Regions from separate parts of the Mus musculus genome. Here all the other regions are linked to region 1. The links are chromatin contacts, found by POLR2A ChIA-PET in ENCODE. All regions are on one chromosome and are shown on one strand. Each heading gives the region's core, a stretch centred on a gene start or an enhancer-like site at or near the end of the contact. The rest is flanking DNA. Distances are from core to core; before and after follow the strand shown.

The links. ChIA-PET counts read pairs that join two places held with the same protein, here RNA polymerase II (POLR2A).
Region 2: POLR2A ChIA-PET joins it to region 1 with 19 read pairs in Patski. The contact joins the promoter of Bcdin3d here to the promoter of Tmbim6 in region 1. POLR2A ChIA-PET finds 5 or more read pairs at or near these places in 3 of 5 experiments (Patski and embryonic stem cell).
Region 3: POLR2A ChIA-PET joins it to region 1 with 11 read pairs in Patski. The contact joins the enhancer-like site here to the promoter of Tmbim6 in region 1. POLR2A ChIA-PET finds 5 or more read pairs at or near these places in 3 of 5 experiments (Patski and embryonic stem cell).
Region 4: POLR2A ChIA-PET joins it to region 1 with 13 read pairs in Patski. The contact joins the promoter of Nckap5l here to the promoter of Tmbim6 in region 1. POLR2A ChIA-PET finds 5 or more read pairs at or near these places in 4 of 5 experiments (Patski and embryonic stem cell).

What each region holds. Positions count from the first base shown.
Region 1 is chr15:99,390,325-99,397,050 of GRCm38, reverse strand. It overlaps Tmbim6 (transmembrane BAX inhibitor motif containing 6), which reads right to left and starts at 4,104. Exons shown (of 10, transcript NM_026669.4): 1 at 4,011-4,104.
Region 2 is chr15:99,472,316-99,479,041 of GRCm38, reverse strand. It overlaps Bcdin3d (BCDIN3 domain containing), which reads left to right and starts at 4,312. Exons shown (of 2, transcript NM_029236.2): 1 at 4,312-4,586. The coding sequence starts at 4,350.
Region 3 is chr15:99,313,526-99,320,251 of GRCm38, reverse strand. It overlaps Prpf40b (pre-mRNA processing factor 40B), which reads right to left. Exons shown (of 26, transcript NM_001370635.1): 19 at 5,558-5,674; 20 at 5,272-5,409; 21 at 4,966-5,061; 22 at 4,683-4,769; 23 at 4,352-4,529; 24 at 4,104-4,165; 25 at 3,872-4,009; 26 at 3,234-3,791. The coding sequence ends at 3,699. Fmnl3 (formin-like 3) reads left to right here. Exons shown (of 27, transcript NM_011711.2): 23 at 166-267; 24 at 598-690; 25 at 998-1,121; 26 at 1,235-1,334; 27 at 1,880-3,040. The coding sequence ends at 1,326. Among named protein-coding and RNA genes, the nearest start is that of Prpf40b, 22 kb to the right of the region's middle. Within about 2 kb of position 2,592, at least 3 of the 3 ENCODE cell types and tissues checked have a DNase peak (open chromatin) inside an H3K27ac peak, as active enhancers do.
Region 4 is chr15:99,455,231-99,461,956 of GRCm38, reverse strand. Nckap5l (NCK-associated protein 5-like) reads left to right here and starts at 4,209. Exons shown (of 13, transcript NM_001001884.1): 1 at 4,209-4,325.

The sequences.
Region 1 (6,726 bases), core at 2,855-5,354:
TGGAGTTCATAGTTGAGACTTATGAAAAACAAAACCACCCCCGGGCCGAGGGCATGGCTCAGTGACAGGTCACTTGCCTAATGCCATCAAGGCCGGCCCTACATTCAATCACCAGTATTCAAACACACACAGACACATGAATGCACAACAAAAACTTCCAAGTTTACTGCACAGCTGCACCAAGGAAGAGCCAGGTATTTCTGTGACCTCCTTGAGCTGGGGAGATAAGCCTATCCAGTCTTGTTAAATCCCTGGTTTCAGTTCCAGGTACCCTTTTTACCCTTGTCCTAAAACAAAAGACTACTATCTAATCATGGCCATGCCTTCCAAGTGTGCACACGCACACACAAAACCTGCAGCACTGGAGGCCAGACACTCATGATAGATGCCTTCAAAGCATGCAAAGGGCCCTGCCTACCACTGAACAAAAACTGTCATTTTATCATGAAGGCTTAGCAATACTTCTCTAAAGGAGAAAGTATTTAGATAAGGAGGAAGTATGAGAAAACAAGCTAAAATGTGAAGGAACTTGATCAAACCCACTTCTAGTAAGAACTCCCATTATTTAAATGGCATACCTTTCCTCAACACATTCACACTGTTCCCCTTGCCCCCGAGGGCTTTAGGTACTGAGACAGCCTAGTTACTAAGTGATAAGCCACCCAGGGAAAGTCTGTTAAAGTGCATTCATAGCTTGATGCTTTTCGTGCTACCCTAGGAAGTAGTCAGTCAATTTCAAAAAAATCCAAGGCATCCTGTTTCAACTAAGGCGGGGTCTCCATCATAAGACAGCGATTCTCACCCTTCCTAATGCTGTGACACTTTAACACAGTTCCTCATGCTGTGGTGACTGCCAGCCACAAAATTATTTTTGTTGCTAGTTCGTAACTGTGCTTTTACTACTGTTTTGAATCATAATATAAATGTCTGATATATAGGATATCTGCTTTGTGACCCTGGTGAAAGGGTCGGTCAATGCCAGGTTGAAAGCTGCTGTCTCAAGGAGACCTAAGTCCTAGAACTCCTACACGGATCAAAAACCCCGGGGCTAAGCTACCACTGGATTCATTTCTGGAGAGGACTGCACTGCCTCAGAACCAAGACAGACAGTGCTGAAGAAATGCCTACCACTCAACGTTTTTTTGAGACAGAGTCTCTCTATAGCCCTGGCCATTCTAAAACTCATAGAACAGGCTAGCCTTGAACTCAGAGATTGAACTGCCTCTGCCTCCAGAGTTCTAAAGGGACATGTGCCACTTTGCCCAGCTCAAATTAAACCCACTCTGAAACTACTGAATCTCCTTCTCCAAAACCACAACTCTCTGGCAGAAGTGAAGCATAAGGCTTCAATGTCCTAAGTACATAACCTTCCATGAGGAGCCAGCAATCCCTCCCCCACTGTTTATCCACCCCACCCCCAAGAACAAGCATAAATCAGGAACAAAAGAGACCTGCAACTTTAAGACTTATTTCCGTTTATGTGCACCGGTGTCTTCCCTGCATCTGAGCCGGGGGGCCATTTGCCACGGAACTGGAGTTAGGAACAGTTAAGAGCTGCCATATGGGAAGGGCACTGGAAGAACGGCAGTGCTCTTAACCACAAGCCCCAAGCCCCACAAGTTCAAGTCACCCTTCCTCGGCCAGCCCAGCAGATCCTACTCAGATGCAATCCCTTCTCTCTAGTCTTGACTGCTGTATTCAGGAAACGTGTACTACCATGAAATCTGGTTAGAAAGTCTCCGGGAACAAAAGAGGATGAACCAGAAGGCATCTGTACTGGAGCCTACAGCCAAGTCACAGGACCAGCACGTAGAAGGGAGAACGTGAGTGGCTGGTTCCCCCGAGGGAGATTAATACCCTTGGGTAGTTTATGAAATAAAATGAAACTCTTCAAGTCAGTGCATTAGCGCCGATGATAAGGACCAATCTGATCCCTTCTGGATGTCTAGGGATAGGGTTCAAGATGGCTGAATTAACAAGACAGAAGGGGGCAGGTAACTCACAGCCTACTATTTAATTAAATGTGTAAACTGCCTGACTTGCTAGTTTAGATGTTAAATGTATACACCAAGATACAACAACATTAGCTTCACATTAAGTCCAAGAGGAAAGAGTCGCACATGAAAGGTTTTTCTCTTTCTTAAAGGGAGTGTAACAGTGGTAACAGACCCAGATCTGGAGTTTCAAATCCTGCCTTTTCTACCACATAACTGTGAGAAAATAGTTTTATTCAATCTCACTCCTCTCTTTAACTCTAACATATGATTAATACCAGTTCTACTGACAATAACAAACACGTAGATGGCTCCACTGCAGGGTGCTAACCCGACAGTAGTACTGATCTGACCAACATCACAAAGTTAAAGCGGGGGGGGGGGGGGGGGGGGGGGGGGGGGGGGCCAGAACCGAACCAGCTTCAGGTCTCCTGACCTTTCCATTTCACCCACAACAGGAAAACACACTTTCAATAAGGCAGTTCCCTAACTCCGCAGCACATATGTCGGTTCCTCCCACAATGTATTTTTTAGCATTTCTACCAAGACCACGAATTTTATCTGTAACAAGGAGGAAAAACTGGAAAGGCTAAGTATCCGAATTAATGTCTCCCCTTCCTAGTCGTTAGGAAAGCAGGGCTTCATTCAGATGGACAGAGGGAGAGCAGGACCCAGGGGCGCAACCTGATTTCCCCATGATGAATAATGGAAGTGGAAAAGTGGATCTAAGTTACAGGCTGTGTTTCTCAAGGACTCCAGACACTCTCTACTAGGGGAAAACTGAGGGGAATCTAAATGTCCACTTGTTCAAGTCAAAGCAGAAAACAAATTAGACAATAAAGAAACACCAAAGAAAATAAATGTAGCAACTACTGACTTAAGTGTGTTAGCAGAAGGCATGAAAACGTGATTGGGCAATTCAGGGACTTCCTGAATCATACCTCTCTCTTAAGATACCCATACAGCCACAAGGTAAACCACATACAAATATTAATAAGTAACTACAAAGTCTGGCATTGACCTTCAGCCTTCAAATTCCTGTCTGTGTTTCAGGCAGTCAGCTCGTCCGAAGTGTTACACATTCACAGGTAGTTTGTGTAACTGGAGAGTCTCAAGTTCAAAGTGGTTTTGTTGTTTGGCCAACACAAGCCTGGTTGGACAGGCAAAGCAACCTGGCCTGGCACCAGACAACTTGTTTTTGTTTTTGTTGTTTAAAAAAAAAGAAAAGGAAAGAAACGAAGGCAGGCAAGCCAAAGCCTACTTATCAGTCAGTCCAAGAAAAACAGTACCCATCGCCGCCCTTCCGGGGCAGACTCTGGAACTCACCCAGGGTTCAGGACGAAGCAATCAAGGCCACCTCACCTGTCCAGAGGCAACCAATCAGATCAGAGTGGGGCTGCTCCGTGGGCCTGGGGAGCCAGGCTAAGCCCGGGGCTTCTCACCTCGGCCTCTACCATTGGCTTCTAAGTAACTAAGGAATCTCGAGTGTCATAAAGAAGTGTGACATCACCTGGCCCGCCGTGACAGGGCAGCCTTATAACCAGGCCTACCTCAAGTCCCCAACCCCGACGGCTCACCCAGGCGAGGCAGAGGAACCCGAGAAGGAACAGCCGAGAGGCGATCGCAGGGTGGGGCGGGGTGACCACAACGACACAGCTTTCTCTTTCGTTTACCTCAAAGTCAGGGGTGGGGGACCCGTCCCGAATTCAAGCCCTGAACTCGGCTGAGGGTGGAAGGGACGCAAGCGAGGGTCGCTAAGAGGCCTGCCTTCGCCACAGACACAGGTCCAACTGCCCGGGAGACCCCGCAGACTCGCCCCCGCCGGCGCTGCTGCGCATGCGCGGCATTAGTTCCTCCGCGTCCCTCCCCGCCCAGCTTTCCTTCGATCTCGACGCAGAACAGGCCGGGTTGCCTAAGGAGCTGATCCGTCCGAAAACGGAAGCTACTACCCTCTCCCGCGCTTGCTCCCTCCCTATCCCTCACTCCGGGTTTGCCCGATCCTAGTTTCGCACGTACCTTCTCAGCCCACCTCTCCGGAGCTTCCCTGCTCTGCTAAAACCGGATGTGCTCTGAGTCTCCGGGGGTTGGCGCTGGAAGTCTACCCACACCCGCCCCCTAGGGAAACCCCGCCCTCAGACCTGCCCAGGCGAGTTCTCATTGGCCCCCGGCTGCACTGCTCCTGTCCGTTATCTGCACGTTCATAAACAGCAGCCGCTTTCGTCAGAGTCATTGGCTAATACCCCTGTCAATCAAGACTGTAGCCACCAACCCGCACCTTAGCAATAGGCCTCCGCCTTCTTCCCCCTACATAGGAAGGATGGACGTCGGGCTTCAGACCCATGGAGTAGGAAAAGTGAAATGGGGCGTGTCAGGCTTAGACCGTTGTCATGTGAGACCACCCACCCATGACACTAAAATGTCCCAAGATGCTGGTTTTAAGCCTCTCATGGGATGGTAATGAAGGAAAGCGAGGCAGCTCTCCCTGGGATCTCTGTTTTGTTTTTTGAGACAGGGTTTCTCTGTCCTGGCCTTCCTGGAACTCACTCTGTAGACCAGTCTCTTAAGTGCTGGGATTAAAGACATACGCCACCGACACCCGGCTTTCTCGAGACCTTTTAACATTGAATATAATGGCGCTTACGCTTCAGAGCACCTTTGAAGGGCCAGCCATTCTACAGGGACCCAGGGACCCCAGCCTGGAGGGTCTGAGGCTACCCGGTAGCTCAGGAGCCCCAAGCAAACTGGCTACAGAGACCACAACCACCTGCATGGAAGTGAGTGGTTTTTGGTAGTTACCCAAGGCCCTGCAAGTCAGGTGTAACGGCCTCAAAGACCTGGTCTTGCAATCCTAACCAGCTCTTTAGAGACCTGGCCAAGGGCGGTCAAAGAGCAGGTGGTTCCCTGGCTCGCCACGTCCCTTAGGGCGTGTTCCCTAGTTGGAGCATAACCTAGTTGGAAGGAGCTGTGAAGCTAATTTTAAAAGAGAGAAAAAAACCAAAAACCAGGAGCCTTTATTTTCTTATTTTTATTTTTTGTGGCCTATGCTTTTAAAAATCAATTTCACAACTCATTAGTACTGTCTGAAATCACAAGTATAGAATGGGTTCCAGCTGGATCCTGGGTAGTTGAGGGCTGCATGCTGAATTAGGGCCCTGAAGGACTCCAGAGTGAGGCAGCCTGAGGAGTGTGTAGAGGAAAGGTGGAAGACCATCTGAGCCTCTCAGTTCTGCTTCCAGCAAAGCCCTTAGGGCTGACCATGGTTTGGGCCAAGGTAACTTTTACCTACTACACACTCAGGAGGTAGAGGCGAGCAGATCGCTGGTCTGAGAGCAGCCTGGTCTATAGAACGAGTTCCAGAACAGCCAGAAATACCCAGAGAAAGCACGGAGAAACGGGGTTGGGGGTTGGGCAGATCAGAGACAGAGACACTAGAGACAGAGAGGAGGAGGAGGGGATCGAATGGGAGGAGGTGGAGGTGGAGGTGGAGGTGGAGATGGAGATGGGGGGGGGGGGGACCAAGTAAGCCTGCACTCTGGAGGTGGAGGCTAGAGGATCTGAAGTTTCTGGACAGTCTGAACTAAGGACATCGTTTTTGATTAGTTTTTCCCAACTGGGAACTCTTGCACAGGTTATGCTCCAACTGGGGAACTAAGGGAGGTGGGGAGTGGGGAACCACCTTATGTAAGTTAAAATTAACACGTTTTAAAAAACCTGCCAGGTATTGGCATAGGCCCTTAAACCCAGTATTTAGGAGAGGGAGGGAGGCAGGTCTCTGAGTATGAGGCCCTTTTGGTCTGTATGGTGTGAGGCTCTGTCTCAAAAAAAAAAAAAAAAAAAAAAAAAAAAAAAACCGTAAGAGAAAATGAAATAAAAGGGAAAAGAGATGGTTCAGCAGTTGAAAGCACTGATTACTCTTCCAGAAAAACTGAGTTCAATTCCCAGCATCTGCTTGATAACTCAACTATCTGTAACTGCAGTTCAGGGGATCCAACATCCCTCACACAGACATACACGCAGTGATCATCTTGGCATTTCTGCTTCCTTTAAACCACAGACATATTATAAGACTGTGTTTTATTTTAGTCCCAGGTGTGGGGTATGGGGCTGCTTTAGACTGTCCACAGCATCTGACTAGGATTTACCTCCTGCTCTGGCAGGATCATGATTTTGCCAGCTGCAGATAGTTTTTACAAATTGTGTGACATTTGGAATTCTGAGGACTTTTCAGAGGACATAAAAATGCCAGAGCCTTGAAAGGTGGGGTGGGTTGTTATTTGTTGTTGGTTGGGGTTTGTTAAGTAGTCATTACCAAAGAAGAAAGGAGAAGAAATTAGATAATCTTGACAGCGAAGATCAAACTTGTCCCCAGAAACTCGACCCCCCCTAATCAGCAGGAAGTAGTCTAGCGATAACATGGCCTCCTTTCCTCTCCATCCGTTTTCCTCTCTTAGTGAGTGAGGGGGTCATGAGGGAGGATAAACAGGGAAGAGAGGAAACCACAACTTAGCAAGGGACAAGCTACACATGCATGCAGGCAGAATACCAATGCACAAAAAGCAAATATAAATTATTTTGTAAAAAGAAAAAGACGACTTTAATGTGGCAGTCTCTACCATTACTTTGTAACACTAGGTATTGCAAAGTTAAGAGGCGTGAGGGACATCCCTGGGCTTTGGCCCACACTGATTACACAGCAAGATGTTCCCTGTTGGGAAAAACTGATCAAAATGAA
Region 2 (6,726 bases), core at 3,063-5,562, 82 kb before region 1:
TCTTCCCCACCCCCTCCTCCCTGGTACAATTTCTGGCTTTTGTTGGCTACTAGTCTGCTCTCTGCTTCTGTGATCAACTCTTTATCCTTCAGTGTAATCAGGGCTGGAACAAATGACATTACATGATCCTTCTCAGACCGAATAATAATCCCATATGGACATAAGCCACACTTTCTTTGTTCACTCACTGATGGACACCTAAATATATGGAATCAAATTAGGGGTGCTTGTTGATTCCATAAGTTGAACACCACCATATATATATGTATGTGTATATGTATGTGTGTGTATATATATATATATATATATACATATATATATATATATGTGTGTGTGTGTGTGTGTGTGTATATGGCATTTTATATGTGTGTGTGTTTCACTATATATATTTTACTATGTATATTTCACCATATAAATTTTGCTATATATATTTTGCTATTTATATATTTTAATATATATGCATATATAAAAACACTGCTGCAGTAAATATGAGAGTGCAGATGTCTTTTTTTTTTTTTTTTTTTTCGAGACAGGGTTTCTCTGTGTAGCCCTGGCTGTCCTGGAACTCACTTTGCAGATCAGGCTGGCCTCGAACTCAGAAATCTGCCTGCCTCTGCCTCCCAAATGCTGGGATTAAAGGCGTGCGCCACCACCACTACCACCACCAACACCCTCCCCTCCCACACACGATGTCTCTTTAACATTCTGATTCCCATATATCTATATGTAGATATGTAGATATGTAGATATACATATGCAACACGGTGGTTCTACTTCCTGTTTGTGACAGAGTCCTGCTATCTTGCCCACACTGGCCTCACACTCACAGTGACCACCATGCTGGGATTTATGAAGCACCTCACCTGGATGAGAATTATATTATTATTTATTTTAAGACAGGATCTCACTATGTAGTCCTGGCTGCACTGGAACTCAGTCTGAAGACCAGGCTGACCTCAAACTCACAGATTTCCTCCTGCCTCTGACTCCCTAGTGTTGGGATTAAAAAGTGTAGACCACCACATCAGACTGAGAATTCTATTTTTAAACTATTTAAAAAATTACCTTTTTTTGAAAACGTATGTGCATGTGTGCATGTGTGTGTCACAGCCTGTGTGTGCAAGTCAGAGACAACCTGTGCAGTTAGATCTCTCCTCCCACACCATGTTGGTCCTGGGGCTCAAACTGAGTTGACTGGGCTCAGAGGCAAGCACCTCAATACTTGCTGAACCCTCTCATTGGCCCCATTCCTAACATTTTGAGCAACCTCTACACAGTTTTCCTTTATGGTGGTGATCCCTCACACTCCCACCAAGAGAGTGAGAGGTGCTGCTTCATCTAAACGGTGCTCAGTGTGTGTCCCGTGAAGGGCAAAACAGGATTCCTGTGTGGCTAGTGAAGCTCAAGCTTCGAAGTTTGTATCATCTGAGAACCTTCCAGGAGTCCAGCGATGCTCCAAAACCCACTGGGTTTTATAAGATTTCAGAAAGCGCTGTTTTGTGGTAGCTGGTTACGGCAGCTCTTACCCCTCGCTCAAGTGTCTCCCAGAGTTGGATGGCACAGTAGTGGCCATGGGTGTTCCCAGCATCCAATGAAGGTCAGCCGGATTGGAAATGCCCTCCACAGGGCTGTTAACACAGCATCTAGTCACAGGCGCAGTCACTACTCAGTGCACGTGTGTAGAAACACTTTCCTGTGTATTCGTATCCACCCATCATGTGAATCACCTGGGGCTGTGGCCTGTATGTACACATCTAGGTCAGATTAGAGCATTAAACGTGTCCAACAGCACCTAGGACTGGAAGTCTGTGGGAGTGAAGAAGAGTCAAGGTTTTAGCATACACAAAGCCAGAATCTGGTCTGAAGAAACATTTTCCAATCGCCAGCCACGTAAAGTTATTAACAGAGAGTTCCCTTGCATACTGACGTCAATGAAAGCAAGTTTATCCTATTGACAGTATAGCACATATAATTATAATAGCACTGTGTGTGTGTGTGTGTGTGTGTGTGTGTATCCGCATGTGTGCGCTGAACACCCAGGGTCTAATAATTGGTGAGCTATGCTCACCCCTAAGCTATATCCCCAACCCTTTTACTTAAGTTTGGTTTAATTGTTTAAAGATAGAAGAGGGTACAGATTTTGTCTGACCCATGTGGGGAATTCTGCCCTTGGTTCAGAACGAGTGCAGGGAAACAAGCAAAGCTGGGTGGTGGCGCACACCTTTAACCCCAGAACGCAGGAGGCAGAAGCAGGCAGAGCTCTGTGAGCTTGAGGCCAGCCTGGTCTACAGAGCAAGTTCCAGGACAGCCAGGGCTACACAGAGAAACCCTGTTACAGAGCAAGTTCCGGGACAGCCAGGGCTACACAGAGAGACCCTGTTACAGAGCAAGTTCCGGGACAGCCAGGGCTACACAGAGAAACCCTGTTACAGAGCAAGTTCCGGGACAGCCTGGGCTACACAGAGAGACCCTGTCTTGAATGGGGTGGGGAAGAAGAATGAAAAAGAAAAGAAAAAAATTGAAACAAATCAAGCAGAGATCAAAATATAAAAGTAAAACTTGGGAAGAAAAAAATAGGACCTTTCTTTTCAGTTGGACATGACCTATATTACCTATTATAATCCTATCATGTGGGAGGTGGAGGCAGGAAGATCAAGAGTTCAAAGCCATTCTCTGCTACATAGGAAGTCCAAGAACAACCAGGACTACTGCACGATCTTGTCAAAAAGTTAAGCCAAAACACATTTGTGGAGGTGGGGGGGGGGGGTGGTGTCCCTAGAGACCTGTTGGAACCCTGTCGGTCCTTGTATAGATGCTTCAGTCTCTTATAAAGTTTAGCAAATTTTTGGCTTAGTAAGCTGGGAGGTCTCCATAAAATGGGCTGGTCAGAACACAGTGCCATGGGTTGATTCTAACAGGCTGGGCTCTCCTTACCTCTAAACCGAACTTACTGCTTAGGCCATGTGGTGGTTTGAATAAAAATGGCCCCCATAGGCTCATATGTCTGAATAGTCACCAGAGGGTGGGACTCTTTGAAAGGATTAGGAGGTGTGGCCTTGTAGGAGGAAGTTTGTCACCTGAGGTGGGTTTTGAGGTTTCAGAAGCCCAGGCTAAGCCTGGACTCTCTTTTTGCCTATGGATCAGGGTCTAGCTCTCAGCTACTGCTTCCCACCATGATGATAATGGACTAAACCTCTGAAACTGTAGCAAGCCTCCAATTATTTTTTTAATGAGTTGCCATGGTTACCTGTCTCTCCACAGCAATAGAACAGAGACTAAGGGAGGCTGACTCCTCAGTCTCTCTCCTCACCAGCTTTCCCCACCCCAGACCACATTTAAAAAGCTTTTAAAGTATTACTATTTCCTAGCGTGTGTACACGTGTGTAGAGTCCAGAGGCGGATGGCAGGCATCTTCTTCGATCATTTCCCACCTTATCTTTTGAGACAGAATCTCTCAGTGGGCCTGGAGCACACACCAACGCAGCTAGGCTGGCTAGCCGGCAAACTTCAGAGATCTGCTAGTCTGGGATTACAGGCATACACCATTACACCCTGCTTTTTATGTGGGTGTTTGGGATCCGAACTCAGGTCCACGAGCTTACCCAGCAAGCATTTCCTGATTGAACCATTTTTACAGAGTTCGGCCCACTTTTGGTCTTAAGTTTATCTCAACACATCTCTTTCAATTTAACTCTGTTCTCCCATTTTCTTTCTTCCCCCAAACAGATACGGCTTAGTCACTTGCATCTTGTACAGTTTTCATTCAACAAGTATTTACTGAACAACCGTGCGCCAGGATTTATGATAAATATAGGAGGTTCACAGCTGAAAAGTATCAATGTAGCAACTCCATCCTCTGGAATGAAGTCTATAGTTACTATGTCTGTCGGTCCCCTTGTGGCACCTTAAGTGTTCTAGAGCTTCCAGCTACGTTTTCTAAACCAGGCTCAAGTTCCTGTGTCAGTGCATTGTTGTGTGACCCCGTCACAGGCCCCACACACACACATACTCCCCAGACAAGGAATCCCCCTTCCTTACAGCTCACTTTGTGTATCTGAAAAGAAAGAAACTTGGACCAACTTCACTTTCAAGACCCCCACAAACTCCTTGCTTTGGTCAGTGGCCCAAGGTTCAACTCAAGTTGGGCAAGTCCGTTAAGTAAGAGGGGACGATCACGGCCTCCAATAGGATACCGAAAGCCCCGACTAGGCACTGGGGTCTTCTCACCTACCTAAACTCACCTTCTTTCAGACCTCTACCCTAGGCGCATGCGCGCTGGCGCTGCGCTCGCCCCCTCCCTCCGCGGGCTCCAGACTTCCGGTTCCGCCCCAACCGAGGGACAGAGCGTGATGGCCGCAGACGGGACATTGTCAAGAGGGGGCGTTGGAGAGGCTGTGGAGGAAGAGCATCCGGGGGCTCTGGAACCCGGGGCCGCCCCGTTCGGAAATTTCCCTCATTATTCCCGCTTCCACCCTCCCGAGCAAAGGCTCCGCCTTCTGCCCCCGGAGCTTCTTCGGCAGCTCTTCCCTCCCGAGGGTCCCGAGAAGAGGCCGATCCTAGGGCTCGACGTGGGGTGTAACTCCGGGGTGAGTGACGCGGCAGGGATCGGAGCGCCGGGAGCCCAGCGATGGTCAGCCTCCGCGTCCTCCGTGGTGCTGGCCTGGGCGTGGCATCAAAACTCAAAGCCCAGAGTGGGCTTTTAAAGTATAGCCTTGACAGACACGTGCACGTCCCAGCCCTCCCTTTGGGGCCCCACGGCCGAGTGAGGAATTTTGAGCAATCCACAACTCATTCCAAAAATTCCCGCCAGACCGCTGGGGAGGAGGACCGTCTGATCTGGACTTCCGGCGTTTGCCTCCTCTCTTGCTTTGCTGGTCTTCTTGGCTGGGGAACGGGGATCCCCTTCCCTTCCCCCCCCCAAAAAATCTGGGAATCCTGATTCCTAAAAGATAAGAGCCAGGGTGACGTAATCACGGCTGAAACTTAAGGCTGTAGATATACAGTGCAAGACAGACCTGGAGCCAGATCCTTATTTACTTGTGCTAACAGAGTACAACGGTGAACAGTAGAGAGGGATCAAGAAAGAAAATAGATCATCCGGCCAGAGGAGGAAGCCTTAACCACCTTTCCCACCGCAGAGTGTTTTCAGACATGTAATGATTAGAGTCAAACCGCAGCAAAAATAAGGAAATAACAGTCTCGCCTATTTGTAGCTAGTTAGTGGATGTCCCAGTGAAGCGGGCAGTTTTATCCAACATTACAAATGGTTAGGACCCTCCGCCATTCGCTCCACATTCCATCACCAGAGTCCAGGGATAGACCTTTTGCCCACGTGTAATTCTAGCTCTCAGAAGACAAGCATTCCCACAAGTCTGAAGCTAGCCTAGGCTACTAAGACCATGTTTCCAAAAACGACAAAAAAGAGACATTGGTGGGTGGTGAAGACCTTTGAGGGTCTCAGTTGAGGAGAGCTTTTGGTTATAGACTACAGTAACCAGCTGGGTGTGTGTCCCTGTAAACGTGTCACCGTGGTATAGGAAACCAGCAGAAAAACAGAAAAGAAAAACATTTTTAAAAAAAAGATTTTAAAATTGTAAACAGTATATACAGAGCCACAGTAGAAAGGACACGGTTGCAATTGACTAAGGCAGTTGTTCTCAAGTTTACTTTTGAACATTTATTTATTTACGCATTTATCCACTCATTTTTGTTTTACACAAGTTCTCTCTGCCCTCAATATGGAGACCATGCCGGCCTCAAAAACAGAGTCCGATAGGAGGGAAGCAAATCAGGGTAGGAGGAAATTTAGTGGCGTGGTGTGGGTCCTTGTGCCTTCAACTGTGACTTTGAACAAAGTTAGTGTGACTGTGCAGTTTGTTAGACACACAGAATCTCAGCCTACCCCACCCCCACCCCCGTCTACTTAGCCAGCATCTGTATTTTAAGATGACCCCGGAGGTAACTTGTGTATTGTTAAGTTAGAAGGGGTTCTAGGAACTCAGCTCCATTCTTCAGAGCGCTGTTCTTTCAGAGGACCTAAGTTCCATTCCCAGCATCCTTGAGGGCAGCTCACAACCACCTGGAACTCTAATTTCAGCAGAGCAGAAGTCCTCTTCTGGCCCCTCTGGGCATCCGTACACATATTAGCATGTGTAAGCACTAAGACTCATGCATACACATACAAAAGATAATTTTTAAAAATAGTTAGAAAAGCCTGGTTTGAATAAAAGGAACTTTATGTAGCCGAAGTCTTATTATTAGTGTCCATGTGACTTTAGCTAACTAAGTAAATAACCTTGATCCATAATTTTTAAAATGTGGAGTTTAATGTGAATTATTCCATACTTTCATGAAAGTACATAAAACATAAGTCTGTACTGTACAAGTTATAAGGCAAACACCGTTGTGATCACTCTCATCGTCAGCCCCCAAAAACCTTTATATGTCGTTTCCTATTTTAAAAGCCCCTTTCACCCACAGGCAACAGTTAGCCTGTTATTGTCTTGCTTTTGTTTATATAATTCTCATTTTCTTTTTAAATTTATTTTTAAATTTATTTTTTAAATTTATTTTTATTTTTTTAAATCTTACTCATTTTCTAACCCTAAACAATATGGTTTAATTTTCCCACTTTGGGATTTTGTATAAAGGAAAACTTGTCTGACAGTAATACCAGCATTTGGGAGGCTGAAGCTGGGAGATCCCAAACTGTTAAGAGACCAGTCT
Region 3 (6,726 bases), core at 1,343-3,842, 75 kb after region 1:
AGGGGGTAGTAACAAGGGACTTTAAAGATAGCAGATATCCATGTCTGAAGCTATGACTTAGGAGGGGCTTGGGTAACTGGCTTTCCTCTCCTGGCAGCAGGCTTTGCTTTCTGTGGGCCTCCTCCCCACTGGGATGACCCCTCTGTCTGCCCTTTACTTACTCAGGAGGCCTACAATGCAGTTGTGCGCTACTTTGGTGAGAGTCCCAAGACCACACCTCCTTCTGTGTTTTTCCCAGTATTTGTCCGATTCATTCGTTCTTACAAGGTAAGTTGAAGAAACGTTTCAGGAGTTATGCTGGTAGAAGATGATTAGTCAAGAGCGAGCCTGGGCTTCAAGTCTGAGACTTTTCCAGTTCCTAAGGTCTAGGGAAGGAACCATGGAAGCTGGCGACAGGCCTCTAAACTGTGGACTGGTGGGCAGGGTGGGGGCCCAGGCCCTTCCTTTCATTGTTCAGAGCAGGAAGTACCCCTCCAGAGAGTGGCCACCTGGGGTTAGCTGGTCCCACTGCCACCCACCCTTCATGCTTAGTGTCAGGCCCTCCCTTCCAGCCTGTGAAAACCTCAAGCTCCTTCCCCTCTCTTGGTCCTATCTAAGGAAGCAGAACAAGAGAATGAAGCTCGCAAGAAACAAGAGGAGGTAATGCGGGAGAAGCAGCTGGCTCAGGAAGCCAAGAAGCTGGATGCCAAGGTGGGTGGGACCAAGAGCTGGTCTGGAAGACAGGACAGAGAATTGAGGATTCAGGGAGCAGGGAGCAAGGAGCAAGGAAGGACATGGAGAACCAAGACACACACACACACACACACACACTCTCTGTGTCTGTCTCCCTCCCTCCCTTGGAGTGGCTGACAGCGTGAGTCTAGAGGGAGGGGTAGACACCGATGGACAGGACACAGGGTTACTCTCAGCAGGGTCATCTTCAGCCTACATCTTGGGACAGGAACCAGTTGCTTTTGGGTTAGTGATGACTTCCTTCCCCTTGTAATATCTGGCTTAGACTCCATCCCAGCGGAACAAATGGCAACAGCAGGAGCTAATTGCAGAGCTGAGGCGGCGCCAAGCTAAGGAACACCGGCCTGTTTACGAGGGGAAGGATGGTACCATTGAGGACATCATCACAGGTGGGACGTTTGTCCACTGGGCCCAATTCCCAGAGCCTGACCTAATTCCCTTTGGTCCTGCTTCCTAGTCTGTTTTCCCATAAGACCTGATCACTGTCTCTCCTGGGCCGTAGTGTTGAAGAGTGTCCCTTTCACGGCACGTACTGCCAAGCGGGGCTCACGTTTCTTCTGTGATGCAGCCCACCATGACGAGTCAAACTGTTAGCCTGACAGGTACTGGGCACTCTAGCTGCCCTCTCTGCATGCCTTGGAGTCATCTTCTGGTAGCATCCTCCCAGTGATGGAGACACAGACTTTGCATGCTGCATGCTCTGAGAAACACAGCTTATCCCTGCATGGGTCCTCCCACTAATACTGTCCTAGCTACTAAGATCCAAGGGTTAAGGTGTCTCTGGGCCAGGGTTAGGAGCTAGGCCAGAGCAGGCAAGACCTAATGCTTTGGATGACTGAGGCTCCAGTCATAGACCCAAAGTATCTTGCTTGGGTCCTGGTCTCCCCTAAGAGTTCTAGTAGCTCCTACTCAGGGATAGATGTCCCTAACCTCTGCTTCTTGACATCTAGTTTGGCTTAATATTTTCCTGGGTGGCCTTTAGTTTCCTATGCTACCCTCTGAGAATCGTTCCAGCAGTTTTTCTAGCTGGCTCTCAAGCCTTCCTCTAAGAGCTTCCCTGACCTTTTCATGGCTGACTTCTTCCTCAGGTGCTGTCTTGCTCGGTGTCCCTGCCTAGTCACTGTTCATGCGCTTGTTTTCCCCACAGGCTTTAACCACCAACGCATGGTCGTTCACAGTCAAGTCAGGAGTGCTGTACCACCCAGTGGCCCTCCTCGAGCTCCAGGTCCCCACTGAGATCCTCCTGGAGGCAGAAGTACCTTAATTCTCAGAGTCCTGCAGATCTGGACAGTGGGCCCAGGGCCCAGCAGAAGGCTGTGTTGTTCAAGCTCCTGCTGCTCCAGCTGAGGCTGGCTCGTCCCTGTGCCACTGTGGGCACTAGGTCTATAGGGGTCTGACATTTCCCTAGTGCCCCCCATAGTGCACTTTGCCCCAAGTCTTCAACTTCATTTCCTGAAGGGTCAGTTCAGGGCTGGGAAAAACCACTTCCGGCTTCAGCACACGAGGGTACACAGCCCCCCTCTTCCCAGGGTCTAGTGGGATCCTAGAGGAGGAAGTACATCCAAGAAGAAATACGGGTCCCCCCACCCCGCCTTTGCAATCCCACAGTCAGCTCTGGTTTAGAGAGTATCCACACTAATGGATCCCTGGACTCTGCCAATATTGGATAATCTTTGCCTGGGCCCACTCTGCTGAGCCCTAGTAAAAAGGGACAGAGGAGCAATGGCAGGCCCACTGGCTGCCTGCGTCTTCAGGGTTCTTTTGTTGCTGTTCTGCTCTCCTAGACCCATGTCCCACCCACCTTGGCACCCATCTTCTTGGCTTCCTGAGCCAGCTGCTGTCCTGCATTGCCTCCTGCTCCACTTCCTTAAAACCAAAGGATTGTGGAGGAAGACCTGTGGCTTTCAAAAGTGGAAAAAGAAGGGCTAACACTTAACATGCAGAGTGGGTGGCAGTGGGAGCAGCTGACCCCTGGCGGTCTCCCTCTGGATGGGCACTTCCTGCTCCAAACAATGCAAGGAAGGGCTTGGACCCCACCCTGCCTGCTGTCTTCCCACTGATTGAAGAGCAGAGGCACTGTCTGTCCCAGCTCCAAGACTGCTAGAGGAAGGATGTGCCGCAATCTCACCTTTCCTCAGCTAGGTGGACTCTGGCCCAGGAACAGGCAACAGAGGATCTTCACAGACTATTTGCTCAATTCCCTACTGGGCTCTGACCCTGGAAGGGAATGCAGGGGCACTTTGTTTTGTATATGTATCTTTTCCTTTCTTGTACATAAATCCCAGACCTCTCAACAAAGTCTTGCACCAAGCTGTCTTCTCTTTGTCAGAGTGGCCATGAGGATATGAGTTTGGGTGGGAAGTGTTTTCCTCCATTTCAGGAGTGATGAGCCTAGATGGCAGGGGAAGCCTGGCTGGGCTTTAAACACAGGGAGGAAGCTGTCAGAACTGGAGTGCCCTCTGCTGGTCCCCAGTGGATAGTACATGAAGAGGACAAAGGAGTTGTAGATCATGTTATAAATATTATTTAAAAAACAAAACAGAACACATACATCGGGTCCCAGGGGAGAGGAAGTAGTGGTGGAGCCCCAGGGCCAGGTCAGGCAAGAGCAGGCACTGATGCTAGAGGGTGAGGACCCTGCCCTCGGCCACCCAGGCTGTGTCCAAGCAGCCTGTCTCTTTCCTGGAGACCCCTTCTCACACTATCTACTGGCATCACCCACCCCGTGGTATAGACTGCCCATCTCTGGTCTGGGGCTGAGGGCAAGGACTGCACTAGTCTGAGAACTAGGGGACCCTTGAACACCAAAAGCAACCTTGAGAGGTGCTAACAGTAGTGTGTTGGGGGTGGGTTACTTTAGGAAAAGTGGACACAGACCAGACAAGACGAAGGAGTCTGAGGCAGATGCTGAGGCGACCCTGGAGCCACTGCCTCACGAAGTCCAAGGCAGAAAGTAGCTCGTGGGGTCATTGGTGGTCGTCCAGCTGCTGTAGGAGTGTCCGCCTTCGCCTCTCCAGCTCCCCCTCACTCAGCTCGCTTTCTGACGTGTCCCAGCCTGTCTGTTGAGCAAAGGTGTGACTTACCTGAGCCCCCTAGTCTGTGTCACAGGCTGGGGCGAAAGCCAGGTCCTCCCATTCACCTTCTCCTTCTTGATTCCGAAGCCTGGGGAACGGTTAGGGAGCTCTGCCTGCCGGGGTTCCCTGTCCTGTTCCTGTTCTCTGTCTTCACTCTCCTTACCAGCTTTGTCTTCGGGGTCCGTCTCACTGTCAGGACTGGTCTGTAAGAGTTCAGAGCCCATCTCAGCAGTTGAGCGGCACAGCTGGGAGGCAGGTGACATGACTGCAGAATCTCAAGACGACTCCTCCACTCACCGACTTGTGTCTTCTTTTCTTGGTTTTCTTTTTTGGTTTCTTGGTTTTCCGAAGACCATGATCTATAGGGTTTAAAAAAAAAAATCTACGCTGAGTCCCATCGGGAGAAGGCAGCTCCTTGCCTGGGCAGAGATAGGAAGTCTTGCTCCACAGTGAGGCCCTCCCATCCCAGTCAGCCCTCAGCGGTCTGGGATTTGCTGTGCCTCTATCCCAGCACTCTAGTTCCCGGGCTCCTAGAAACTGCTTACCTGACCCAAGAAGAAGGTGGGAAGATGGGGAGCCTGGTCCTCCAAGAGCAGCACCCCCACTTTCAACTGAATCAAGTGAGGAGGAGGGCTCAGAGCCAGATTCTGAGGGGTTCCGCCTCCTCCGCTTGGGGGGCCGGAGGGATGGTGGGGGCAGCTCCTCTTCATCTGACTCAGAGCCCTAGGCAGAGGAGTAATACTGGTCAGCCCAGAAGCCCTCATCTAGGAACTGGGGACAGGGAGTTCAGAGCCAAGGAGGTAATGTATGGGGAGAGGTGTTTAATTTGTATGAAACAGTCCAGCCTCACCCATGTCCCTCTACCTGCCGACTCACTGAGGGTGAGTGTGAACGCTTGCGATGGTGTTTCTTGCCCTTTCTGCCATGCTTTCGGCCTTTGGTGTGGAGGTGCTGGCATTCAGTCTGCTAGAGGCAGAGGGAGAGGTGAGAACCTTGCCTTCCTGTCTCAGCTAGGGCCCTCTGTCTATTCTAGGGCACCCTCAGTCCTTCCCTTCTTTAGCTGGGCAGGTAAAAGAGCCTTTACGGTGACAAGCTATTGAAGGTCTCATGCAAGCCTAGAGTTCAAAGATACATAGATCAGGGTGGCCAAGTGCCTTACCTCCAACACCTGCAGGAACTCTCGGAAGAGCCGGATCCGCTCCGACTCCAGGGTGATCTGCTCAAAGGCTGAGTCGCACACAAAGCGCTCACGGACCTTGAACGGGGAGAGCACTGCTGATCAGACCAGGCCCTGCCTGGACCAGCTTGGACACCGCCACGAGAACTGGGCAGGGCTGGGGCAGAGGAAGGAAGGGAACTGGAGCTGGCCCAGGGCTTGTGCTGTGACTGGGGTGGGCCCTCAGTGGTGGAGAAGCTCCGCTGCCCTCAGGCCTGAGGGTGATTGGGGCCAGGCTGTGCTTCTGACCTCTTCCCAGGCAGTGCCCAGCTCCAGAGCAGGCACGGCCTGCCTCAGCATGCTTCGAAAGGCAGCTTCTCTGCGCCGCATCCTTCGGGCCTCCTCCTTTTCCCGTTCCCTCTCCCGTGCCTCTGCTTTTTCCAGCAGCTGAAGGCAAAGGGAAACAGAATAGGGTCAGGGGTACCTTAAGAGGTAGGAAGATGTGTCCCAAACCCAAGATAATCAGCAGGGCAGTTAGGAGGAACAAGACATTGGGGTAAGTGAGAGGACCACCCAGGCTTGCCCGTCCCCTCACACTATTGAAGGTCAGCTTGATGTTGCCTGCGTCCAGCGCAGCAGCCCTCTTGTCAAAGCTTATGACGTGGGCGAAGTCCTCAAATGCTGTGTTCACCTCCACACAGAAGCCCCGATCCTGTGGGCACAGCAGTGTGTGAAGGCCAGGGGCACCACAGGCCAGTGGGCAAAAGGGATCAGGCTGCAAGGTGTTCAAGCCTGGCCTCTGCCCTCAAATAGGATCCATAAGACTTGTGACACACCTTAGAAACCATGCTAAGTCTTCATCTTACTGGCCCCATCCGACCTGTGTGGATTCATATGGAGCCAAAAGAGTCAGCAAGTGTCTTCCGTCTTGATAGATGACTGAGTTATTACAATTAGGTCTTTGTTCCTCTGGCCACAGCTGGGCCTTCCTGCTGCTCATGGAAGCTGCCATGCATGCTTAACATCTGGTCTATACCCTTTGCCTCATGTTCTGGGTGCTTACTGGGTAGTAGGTTCTCTGCTGAGTGCTTGACACGTTTCTCCACTAATCCTCTCATACTAGGTCAGTCTTCTAATTTTATGCAGACCAGAAAAATGAAATCACTTATTCTAACATATCCCAGGTCTAAATCCCAAATCTGCTTTCAGCCACTACACCTACCCTGAATGCATAGGTCCAGGAAGAGATGTTGGCCATCAAGTGTATAGCTCTCCATCAATATTTAAATCATGTTCATTGTCTTAAGTACACAGCCAGGTTCTGTATTTCTCACCAAAAAGCCTCCATGTGCTAGTGAAGTTAAGGTGCAGGAGAGGAATCTCACTTGGCCAAGCTGATAGGTAAATGGAATTCTGTGTCACAGGCCAGCTTGCCTGTCCTTTCACACAGCTGGCTTCCTCCAGTCTTCCTGCCTGCTGATGGCAGGAGTATACATTGCTTTTTCCCAGGAGTCTTTTCTCTGTCAAGGCTCAGCCCTTCCTGAACACATCCTTTCTATGAGTGAGGTCACAACCAGAGGACTCTGGGTATACAGCTCTGTCTCCCTCCCTTGAAACCTCAGTCTCACTGAAGCTGAAGCCTTCTGTTTTTGTTAAACTATCAGGCCAGGATCATGTCTCTGCCATGCCTCAAGGCTGGGGTTGCAAGCATACCCAGATTTTATGTAGGTGCTGAGGACTCAAGCACAGGTCCTTGTGCTTGCG
Region 4 (6,726 bases), core at 2,960-5,459, 65 kb before region 1:
TCTTGGTTTATGGCGACATGGTATCTCTATTATGTAGCTCTGGCTGACCTGAAACTCAGAATGTAGACCAGGCTGGTCTCGAACTCCCAGAGATCCTTCCCAAGAGGTGAGATAAAGGCATGCAGCACATACCCAGCCTGCCATATTTTCTGTGTCTCTAATACCCATCACTCCTCTCACAGTCCTGCCCCAGACCACTCACTTTCCCTCCTTTTCCCCAATTATTATAAATCTTTCTGCCTGGTGGCCCTGACTTCAGTCTGTCCAGACTGTGACAACAGCGATCTTTCCAAAATACAGCTCTGAAGCCAAGTGTACTGGCGCACACCTTTGATCCAAGCGCTGGGAGGCAGGCAGATCTCTCCGAGTTCAAGGACAGCCTCAACCCATAGGTCATGACCCCTTTGGGGGTTAAATGTCCCTTTCACAGGGGTCACATATCAAATATTCTGTATAGCAGATATTTACATTACAATCCATAACAGTAGCAAAATTACAGCTACAAAGTAGCAATGAAAATAATTTTATGTTCCTCACCGGAGCATGAGGAACTGTACTAAAGGGATCGCAGCATCAGGAAGGCTTTGAACCCCTGTCATAGGGAACTCCAGGCCAGCCAGGGCTACACAATGAGACCCAGTCTCAAAAACAAAACACAAAATATTAGCCTGATTATGCATCCTACCAGCTCTACCCCAACCCTCACCTAAAACCACACAAGAGTCTGCTTTGCTCTTAGGATACTTCTCACATTGGTACGTCTGCAAGTCATCCCTACTACTTAGCCTGGTACCATATGCTCAATGCCTGGCATAGAAAAAAACGTGCAGTAAAAATTTGGGGGACTAAGCCCAGGACCTCATACATACTAGGCAAGTACTCTCCCACTGAGCAATATCCCCATCTCTTTATTTACTTTTTATTTTGAGATAGGGTCTCATTTAATTACCTAAACTGACATTTGAACTCACTCTGTAACTCAGGCAGGCCTTGAATTTGTGATCTTCCTGAGTAGCAGGGTCCTTAAGCCTGGACCATTAGGTCCAACAAGAAGAAGGGGGAGGAGGAGGAGGAGGAGGAGGAGGAGGAGGAGGAGAAGGAGGAGAAGAAGAAGAAGAAGAAGAAGAAGAAGAAGAAGAAAAGGAGGAGGAGGAGGAGGAGGAGGAGGAGGAGAAAAGAAAAAAATAATTAAAAGATGTGAGCAGATCCATCATATCTTACCAGTGAGAGATTTCAAAGTACATTGGCAATGCTTATTCCTGTTGAGAAAATTAACTGAGCACTAGCCAGCACCTTTCTCCTTCTTAGTAGGAGTAGTAATATCTAGACTGTGTCCTGAAGTTGACCCAACCTAAAAAAAATAGGCAGGTTAGGGTATTCTGAGAAGCTAGTTGACAACCCAACTATCTCTTAATTCCAGGAGTTCTAAACTTGGCCATCTTCTCAGCCAGCACGGCAGCAAAGTGATTCAACGCCAACCTCTGAAGAGGGAAGACACCCAGCGCTAAATGGTCAACCACACAGCATTAAAGCAGAGAATGTGGGAAGGCAGCTGAGTACCCTGATGCCATTGCAGAGGACCAGGGTTAAGTCTCAGCACTCACAAGGTGGCTCACAATCACCCATTATTCAGTTCCGGGAGATCTGAATTCAAATGCCACTGTGAGTAGTGAGGGCGTGGCTTTCTAGGGTCATCATCACTATATACGCAGTTATGCCACACCATCACACGGGTGTGTAAACAGCAGTCTACAGCCCCAGCCCCCAAGAAGTCTTAGCTCATCTTATTACAAACAAGGGAAGGATGTCATTAGTGATGCAGACTAAGAATGGAGAATAATCAATCTTGGGGCTTCAGACTTTTAATAAATTGATTAGTAAAACCGAGTCAAAACGTAGCAAGCCTCACCCAAGAAAATAACCGTGGAGCGCTGCTACAGCTTCACAGCTGAAGCCTGAAGCCTATCAAAATAGCAAGTGCTCCAGGGCCAGCCAGGAGGGCAAGGCCATGGACAAATGCTCTGTCTGTGCCTACTAAATAAGGGTGAGCACATGAAAGAGACAAAACAAAACATAAAACAAACACTCTAAGCCGGGCAATGGCGCGCACCTTCAATCCCAGCACTCAGGAGAGAGGCAAAGGCAGGTAGATCTCTGAGTTCGAGGCCAGCATGGTCTAGAGAGAATTCCAGTACACTCAGTCTCGATCAACCAACCAACCAAACAAACAAACAAAACAAAACAAAACAAAAACCCAACCAATCTAGATGTCATTTGCTTCCAAAAATTCAGTCACCTGCAAAACATTTAAAATAGTTAGAAATACCTGACGGACTTAAGATTTCCATCCCAAGACGCAAGAACCGCAGATACATCATTTGTGTTGGGCTTCAAAACCCTTTGAGGGGAGATTGTGTCTAATTATTGTTATCCCCCCGGGGTCAGCACATTAATCCCTATTCCGTAAATACGGGATGACTGGCCAAGGATTAATCAGTCCTGTAGTGTCCAAAGGCACCCTCAAAGAACATCAAGAAACAAGATGAAGAGGGAGTGGAAGGCTGTGGATTTGGCTCGGCACCAGAGTGCATGCTTGGTGTGTGCATGCATGCTCTAGGCCTGGTGGCACACCTGCGGTCCTGACACCCAGTACATGACACCTGTGTCCTGACACTGGGGGGCAGAGCGTTGGAAGTCTGCCTGAATTGCACAGCGAGACCGGAGGTGGTGGTGGTGGTGGTGGTTGTTGTTGTTGTTGTTGTTGTTGTTGTTGTTGTTGTTGTTCTTCTTCTTCTTCTTCTTCTTCTGTTGTTGTTGTTTAATCCAAAATGACTCCCTTATATAAATGCTCATTCTGTTTTCCAGATAAAACCTCTTGCATTGCCCCCCCCCCCCTACAAAAGAGGATTTGCTTGCTATCCCACTCTGGTAATTAGCTTCTTGCCAATCACTTGTCTTTATTCCTGCCTGGGTCCTACTCAAGTTCTCCATCTTTAGACTCCCACTCTAAAATGCCTTCTTCAGAGAGGACCCCTTAAATGCATCCCAGCCAACCTGACCACCCTACATTCTTGTAGGGCACCCGTTCTTTTACTGGACTAATTTTGCTTTAAGTCTCATTTGTACACCTAAGAGAGAAGCAATATTAATAAAATATACAAAGTGTCCAAAGATACCTCTGAATTCCCCTGTGTGCGCATCCAGGCCAGTTAATACAGTGCATATAGCTGAGGATTATAAGGTATCCACCGAAGGGCAAGGAAGTGTTTAAGGACCAAAATGGAGACAGAAGCTATAGGATCATGACAAGTTCAAGGTCAGCCAGGCCTATATCATGAGTTCCTGGCTAGCCAGAGTTAGAGATCCTGTCTCAACCAATCAGTAACAACAAACAGACCAAGGACAACCGTACTGAGCTCTTAAGTTGCAAAGGCCTGCAAGAGTTAGCTTGTTTCCTCCCGGTTAGTGAAGTGACTGGACTGTACTTTCTTCTTCCCTGACAGAAAGTAGCTAAAAACCAACCACAGTCTCTTTTTTCTGCACTACAGATCTACCTGCCTCTGCCTCACAAGTGCGAGGATTTCTCATGAGCAACCACGCCTGGGTCTGCCTTGCTTCTTAAACCAGCACTGCTTTCTACACATGTGCCTGTTCCTCGCTTCCAGTTTCCAGATTTCTGGGAGGTCCCCGACCTAGAGATGGAAAAGAGAGGCGGGTGCATTTCAGGCCAAGGAGACACTCAAGCCTCTTCCTGTAGATTTGCACCTAACACGTATGCAGCAAATTACAAACACGCTCTCAACCACATACACGTGCACGCCCAGACCCACGGAAGCAGACGCGCATGCCCGTGGGCCCGCGCAAACCTACTTAGTTTTCTCTGTTCTAAATGCCCCGGCTCCAGTCCCACTCGGCCGGGCCTGGCATCCCGATCCCCAGCACCAGGAGCACCGGGAGCACCGCGAAGGCTTTGCAGGTCAGCTCCGGCCTGAGGAAGAGTGTTTCTCCGCAGGGGGGAGGGGAGGGGAGGCCCTGCCCACTCGGGCGGAAGCGGCGCGCGCCGGCCGGGCAGACTTAGCTCTCGTCCTGGGAACATCTGGATAGAGCTGGGAGGGGCAGGCACCCAGGCTGAGCGTGGATTGGCTGAGCGGGAGGAGGGAGGCGGGGTCTGGGCGAGGGGCGGGGCTCATTGGCCCCTTTAAAGCCTTGACATCAAGAGGTGGCTCCGGTACCCCCCTTTTCCTGCACCCCCCTCGCCCTCCCGCCCCCGAGATGCGGCCATGGACCCTGTGGACCAAGCCAGTCGAGCTCAGCACCTGATTTCGGTAAGTTCAGGCCTGTTTGGCATTTAACGGGCTGAGAGGTGGGGGGCCGCACGCCCCGGGTGGGGGCCGCGGAGTGTGGAGTGAAAGGCTCTCGTGGCAGCTTTGGCTGGAAGGGGCAGCGAGCGAGGCTTCCGGCCCACACCTCGACGCCTGCCGGTCCCTCGCGCTGCACTCTCCCAGGAGGGGTCCTGTTGTGACTTTGTCCACCCCCCCACCCCACCCCCTCCCGCCCCCTGCGCCATCCTCGCGCACACTCGGTGGCCCCGGAAGGGAAACTTTCGGGAGTGGGGGGATGTTCCGGTGGCGGGTGTCCCTCCCTCTTTGAAAGCACTGACCTTGCCCCCACTGCGCATCCCACCCTCCCCGTATCCCACGGTCCCGGTAGCGTTTAGCGGTGCTGGGTTGCGGAGGGAGGGGGCTCTCCCCAAAGCGCAGGCGCAGACTGCAGCCCGGGGCACCCCTTCGCACTCCTTCCAGTCCCTGTGGCCCGGGGCTGTAGGGCGTGGGGGAGGCGGGGAAAGGCGGAGTGACCGGGTCTTGGGAACCACCCTGCTGAGGCTCTGAGGGGCTGTGGGAAGAAGGGAACCCGACAACCTGCATGCTGAATAGAGGCTGAGCGAAGGAGATGGGTTGGGCTGGAGTAAGGGACAGGGCAGCCCCGACTGAAAAGGTTTCTGGGTTTGGGCTGGGGTGCTGAAAAGAATGCAGAGAATTTATTTGTGCCTGACATTCCCTTGGTTTAGCAGGCCCAGGAGAGCGGCAGTTGGGACCCCAACTCCCTCTTTTTATATCCTGGGCGGAAGGCCCCTCTTGTCTCTCTAGCCTTGGCGCTGTCCCAAGGGCACAGAAGGCCTTCATCTCCTAAGCCTGGTTTTCCAGAGGGCTCACATGAACCCACCCAGCCTGCCCAACAGCTGCTTTTTAAAGACCGCCTTCCTCAGGAGCTGGAGGTTTTAGGCTTGAAGGCTTCCTTAGGTTTGGAGGCAATCTTTGATTTCCCTCTCCGCCAACTCTCCCGTTCTCCAGTGGGCCCTCCTGCTTAAACACAATTGTCAGCCAGAGGAAGTGGTTGGAGACAGAGGCCGGCAATCAGGACTGGTTTGAGGAACCATGGGGAAGGAGTCTCTCACTATTGTGTGCTCAGGCCTCTGAGGGGAAGTGAGCATTGTACAATTGCTTTGTTGTAGACCCTCTTCAATCTTACAGGACCCCCCCCCCTCCCAATCTGGCCTGAAAACCTGGCTCTCAGATTTTTAAAACCCATCCCTAGTGTGTGAGCAGAGTTCCTTGTATTCCCACATAGATTGTTTGGTTTTGTTTCCAGCACCTGTGGTCTACCTAAGGTGTCTTTGGCTGTACAGTATTCTCCAGCTCTAGCCTTTGGAAGAGTCGGGCTTCAGAGAAGGGATGCACTCCACCACATGGCAGAGAATATTCGTGTATGTGCACTGAGTTGCTGTCAGGATGGCCAGAGTCAAGAGCCCTGGGCCCTGGTCTTGCAGCCTGCGCTGTGACCTTGAGCAAGATGGTTTGCTTCTATTGAGCATAGTTTCCTTCATCTTCAGAGCTCAGCAGTAGGACCAGAAAGATCTAAACCTCCCATACACACACACACATACACACACACACACACACACACACACACACACACACAAACATGCACAGAGGTGGTGACTCGAGGGGTGAGGGGTGAAGGGTCCTCCAGCAGGCTGGCTCTGTTAAGAGAGCTAAACTGCTGGGCTACAGTTTATTAGGGTTAGCATTTTGGATTGAGAAAAACAGAACTTTGTTCCGCCCGTGAATAGGCCTTTTCTGCTCACCCCGGTGCCTTGGGGTATGAACTCCTGCTGGCTCAGGTTCGGCCCACCCATCAAGGTGAGACATCATGACTGGGCCAGTCTTTGAGTTGGGTCTTTGGGGAGGGTTTGAGAGAGGAGGAGGCAGCCAAGGGCCAGCAGGGTAGGCAGATTCCCAGCAGACAGTTTGCATCTCAGCTGTTGGGACTTGTTTTAGGATCCAAGCCAGGGAGGCCAGCACATTCATCCACCCTCTTGTGGGAAGAAGGCAAGGAGGGCCCCACTGCTGTTGCCCATCCTACCTGCTGTCTCCACACACTGCACCTCTGTACCTCCAAGCAACAGGGGGAAGCTGCCCCTGCCCTGCTTTGCCCAGCCCCCTTACCTCTGAGGTAGGGCTTTCTCGGGACTCTAGTGCTCCAGGTCAGGGCTTGCTTCCCAGCCCAAGAACCAAACAGCTCCATGTTCTCATTTGTTTTCGTCCTTGGGCTCCCAGATGAAGGAGATGGTGGTACTTAAAGAGGCTCCGGGATGTGAGGCACATTCTCCTGCAATGTCCTTCACTCTCAGCTTCCCTAGGTCCGGGGAGCCCTTTAGCCCCAGCC